Regions from separate parts of the Homo sapiens genome. Here region 2 is linked to region 1. A link is a loop called in an ENCODE intact Hi-C map of the cell type or tissue named here. Cell type or tissue: HepG2. All regions are shown on one strand.

Region 1 (2,500 bases):
AGATTTAAAGAATTACAAGATGAAACAGAGCATAATAAATGCTCTCAACACAGAGGTGAAAACAGCTGCATTCTTCTGGGAAATCCGGGTGAGGCTTCCTATCATAGAAAGTAATGGTGAAAGAGACCTTCAGTGGTTGTTTAGGGAGATTCACAAGTCTGGCTCTTATGGACTATTTTAGAAATATGGCTTCAAAAGGCATCACTCCAAACCTACTGCTATGGTTTCGATGTTTGTCCCCTCCAAGCCTTATGTTGAAATTTGAGCTCCAGTGTTGGAAGTGGGGCCTAATGGGAAGTGTTTGGGTCATGAAAGCAGGTCTCTCATGAATAGATTAATGCCCTCCTTTTGGGGTGAGTGAGTTCTCACTGTATTTGTTCCTGCAAGAGCTGGTTGTTAAAGAGAGCCTGGCACCTCTCTCTTGTATCTTGCTTTCTCTCTTACCATGTGATATCTCCACACTCTAGCTCTCTTTTACCTTCCACTATGAGTAGAAGCACCATGAGGCCCTCACAAGATGCAAATGTTCAACCTTGAATGTTGCAGCCGTCAGAATTGTGAGCCAAATAAACCTTTTTTTCCTTACAAGTTACCCAGCCTTGTGTATTCCTTTACAGCAACACAAAATAGACTAAGACACCCAAGGAATCAGAATTTCTAGAGTGAAGGTATTAGGAGTCAGAATCATTAAAAAGTTCTCCTAGTGATTCAGATGATAAACTAGGCTTTGGGAGCCACTGATCCTATCAACAATCTACTCAATGCTAGAATTCTCTGAACAGAATTTCTTCAAGGTTTTGTTTAGTACTTCTAGAACACAGCAAGCTCACTACCTCACAGGACAGCCCTTCATGGGGAATGTGTAACGTGTAGGGTTTTGATAGTCAGAGGTGGAGGGTAAGGGTGTTTGAGGCAGAGTGAATATTAGAAATAATCAGAAAATAGAGGGAGATAAGTTTGGAAGGAAAACTTGGAACTCCTGCAGGAGGAAACCTGTGCCAGGATGAAGGGCTTGGAGAGCTGACTGCAGGAGCTCAAGTGAGGAGTAATAAGAGTTTGGATTAGAAGCAATAGGAATGGCAAAGAGGAGGAAAGAAAAAACTGCATTGCAGGGCTAGCCTACAAAGCTTGATGACTGGGAACGAGGATGATTCAAAGTTGATTCTTGGATTTTGAGGTCCTGGAGTACAAAAACATTAACCAGGACAGTGACATTAGGATCAGGAATAGGTTGAAAAGGCAGATTACAAATCAGATTTTGACATTTGAAAATGCATTTGTTTCTGTCACCTCCGACATCACTCTATCACTTGTCCCAGGGCAGAGTTTATCTATGACTCCCTGTGTATGCTCAGAGATTGGCACTGAGTACACTCTCAGAATGTCTGGTGAATGAAGAGCCACTGTAAGTGTCTTCTCCATTTGTGTCCTCCCTGCTTTAGTTTAGGACCTTATTTCTCACTTGAATCATTGCAGACTCAAGGTCCCTAGCTTATACCACTGTCTTTGTGTGTTTTAGAACAAGGCACCCCCTGCGGGTTTATAAATTAGAAAAAGAGCCTGCATTTAAATGAGTACAGCCCTTTGTTCAGGGCTTAGGAAGCAAAGTTCACCTTTGTGGGATGATAAACATATCCCTTCCTGCAGGAGGAAACTTCCTGTACCAGGATGGAGGGCTTAGAGAGCTGACTGCAGAGGTGGAATTTTAGATCTCACTCATTCCCTCAGCTGGCACAGAGCACCCTGGAAATGTCTCCCAGTTGGCCAACTTGATCCTGCCTTGCCATATCTGTCTCTTTTCCCCCCCCTAGAATTATTTCCTGAAGTACCTGCCATTTCTATTTCCCTCAGTCAGAGTGATTTTTTTTGTAATTCTAAAATGTAATCATATCATATCATATCACATTCTGCTTCAAACCTCTCCATGTTTCTCCAGTAGCTGCAGCATGAAGTCCAAAGTCCTTAACTTGTAACAAAAGTCCATTTACGACAGATTCTTCTGAGCCTCTTCTCCAGCAGCCACTCTCCTTCACCATCTTCCTCTTCAGCTGTAGTTCCCTGAACTGACACTGCACAAACAGGCTCCACTGCCCTCACTCCTGGCCCAACAGGCACTGCCCCTCCCCAGTGCCCCAGATGGCCAGACTGCTTCTCGTTTCTCCCAGATCAAGGAAGCTGTTCCTGTCCTAATTCCAGTGTAGATTAGCACCTGTCCCCCTGCACCCTTCCCTTCTGCACTGATACCTAGGACCCAGAACTTTCCAGGTTGTGGAGATTCCGCTTTCCTGTCTGTGACCTCCCTGAGGACTAAAAATGTGTTTTGTTTGTGTCTTTTCCTCTAGTATTTGGCTCAGTCTTGTTGAATGGACAAATGAAAATCTGACTTAGAGATAAATGAAAAATGTAGATTTTTTTTATCACCAAAAAACCCCAAAACCAAAACCCAGACACCAAAAAATCCAAACAACAACAAAACCCTCAAACCAAAGAAAAAAAAAAA
Region 2 (2,500 bases), 78 kb after region 1:
TGGACTGTGACGTTTACACACTGTCTTTATGGTTTTCATAGACGTCTAAGGATGATTCATGCTTGCTAGCATGTAGCTAACTCTCAGGTCCAGCAAGAATGTCTTTGGACAGTCTTCTGTTAAAGCAAATTTTCTTAGGCAAATTCATCTGCCGCTCATGTCAAACAAAGCTTATTGCTCATTAAGAGGGAAAGTAACACATAGATAATGAAATGTCAGTTCTCAATGACAGGGAACAAAAGAGGGTTTATGTATAGCAGCTTCTAACCCTATCAGTGACATGGATGATTTGGAGACTTTTCCTGAGGGTTGCCAGGCATGAACTATTAATCAGAAACAATAACTAATATGTCTGAGAAGAAAGCAACAAGAAAACTGTCCCGTAGCAATTAGACAAGGCCAGACAACAAGACTTGACTCCTTGAGAGGTCAAATTAGGAAAGAAGTACAAGACAGTTTCCAATAGAGGTAGCCCAAATAGAGACACTCTGGCAGCAGTTTACAAATGTGCGATTAAAAGTAATTTTTTTTCCTCACTCAAGGGAAAGAAATGAAGGCTACTCCCTGTTACCTATACCCCTCACATGCATTGTCTCACAGATAGCAGGGGGCAAGTGAAATATTGCAGGTCACTGGCACTGATGCATGGCCATATGAACTCAATCCCCTCCAAGTCCTCTCTCCAGGCTACAGTGCATGCATTAAAATGAATTTTGATCTTGCCACTACTCTGCTTAAAATCCTTCAATGACACCTTCATTGCCTTCAAAGCAAAACCCAAATATGTTATATAAGATCACTGATGGTCTTAACGACTGGATTTTTCTCCACTCCATCAAAGTATTTTGGTTTTCTATGAACATATTGCATTGTTCCAAATCTCTGGTCATTGCCTTGGTCTCCCACACTTTAATCCTTTAATCAATGAATTCTATGCTCAAGGACTTTTGGGCTTGAGGGGGAAGAAGAGCGAGCGAGAGAGAGAGATAATGAGAGAGAGAAGTCCAACTCTTGTGGTTGTCAATGGAGAGTCAATGAAAGAGTCTTTGAAGTTTTATTCTGAGGTATACATGGCGACCATGACATAGCTCCAGAAGATCATGAAAACATGTGCCCAAGATGGTTGGGCTACAGCTTGGTTTTATACATTTTAGGAAGGCATAAGACATGAACTAATACATGTAAGATGTATAATTGGTTTGGTGGATTCAAAGATTTTCTGATTGGCAATCGATTGGAGGAGTTATTATCTAAAAATCTGGAATCAATAGAAAGGAATGTCTGTGTTAAAATAGGACGTTGTGCAAACTGAGGTTTTACTAAGCACATGAAACCTCCAGGTAGCAGGCTTCAGAGAGAATAGACAGTAAATATCTCTAATCAGACCTAACAAAGTGTGACTCTTAATTAAGCTCTTCTGGATCAGGGTAAAGACCTAGAAAGGGAAGGGGATTCTCTACAGAATGTAGATTTTCTCCACAAGAAACAGTTTTATAGGGCCATTTCAAAATATGTCAAAGAAATGTATTTTGGGGTAAAATACTTCCATTTCTATCATGGCTTGCTGTCTGTCATATGATGCTATATAGAGTCAGGTAGGAATTTGGTGTCTTATTGCTACAGAGTCTGTTTTGTCAGGCTTAAGATCTCTGTTTTAATGTTAATGCTGGTTCATTGTGCCTGAATTCCAAAGGGAGAAGAGTACAGTAAGGCGTGTCTGTCCTGCCCCCACCCCACCACATCATTTCCATCATGGCCAGAACCCAGAAATAGATTATCAGGTTTACTTTGGAATGCCCTTGGCCAAGAGGAGGATCCATCAGTCAGTTGAAAGGCTTAGAATTTTAATTTTGGTTTATATGGTAGAAGTTGTAGGAGGTCAAATTCAAGAGTTTTCTATATGTTTACCCAAACATATGGAAAACTATTCAGCTAATTCACCATGAAAGATGGTTGAATAGGAATAGCTCTGGACTGCAGCTCTCAGTGAGATCAATGAAGAAGGTGGGTGATTTCTGCATTTCCAACTGAGATACCCAGCTCATCTCATTGGGACTGGTTAGACAGTGGGTGAAGCCCATGGAGGGCAAGCTGAAGCAGGGTGGGATGTCACCTCACCTGGGAAGTGCAAGGGGTTGGGGAACTCCCTCCCCTAGCCAAGGGAAGCCATGAGGGACTGTGCTGTGAGGAACAACGCATTCCAGCCCAGATACTACGCTTTTCCCATGGTCTTCGCAACCCGCAGACCAGGAGAATCCCTCAGGTGCCTACACTACTAGGGCCCTGGGTTTCAGGCACAAAACTAGGCGGCCATTTGGGCAGACAGCGAGCTAGCTGCAAAAGTTTTTTTTCATACCCCAGTGGTGGTATGAAATTGGGGCAGTAATTAATAGCCTACCAACAAAAAAAGCCCAGGACCAGACAGATTCACAGCCGAATTCTACCAGAGATACAAAGAGGACCTGGTACCATTCCTTCTGAAACTATTGCAAACAGTAGA

What was found. A loop is a pair of places that touch in the nucleus more often than their neighbours do. Peaks named below come from ENCODE experiments on the same cell type or tissue, not always from the same donor. Only the 100,000 strongest peaks of a DNase experiment are listed, where the experiment ranks them.
Region 2: a loop joins it to region 1, with 6 times the contacts of the local background. A loop is called at or near these places in 6 of 110 quality-filtered maps.

What each region holds. Positions count from the first base shown.
Region 1 is chr1:173,210,035-173,212,534 of GRCh38, reverse strand. It overlaps a transcript of TNFSF4 not described here. Among named protein-coding and RNA genes, the nearest start is that of TNFSF4, 4.0 kb to the right of the region's middle. In HepG2, no CTCF peak of the experiment used is centred here; DNase peaks (open chromatin) are centred at 1,534 and 2,054; H3K4me3 peaks cover 596 bases.
Region 2 is chr1:173,131,821-173,134,320 of GRCh38, reverse strand. No RefSeq gene overlaps it. Among named protein-coding and RNA genes, the nearest start is that of TNFSF4, 74 kb to the left of the region's middle. In HepG2, no CTCF peak of the experiment used is centred here; no DNase peak of the experiment used is centred here.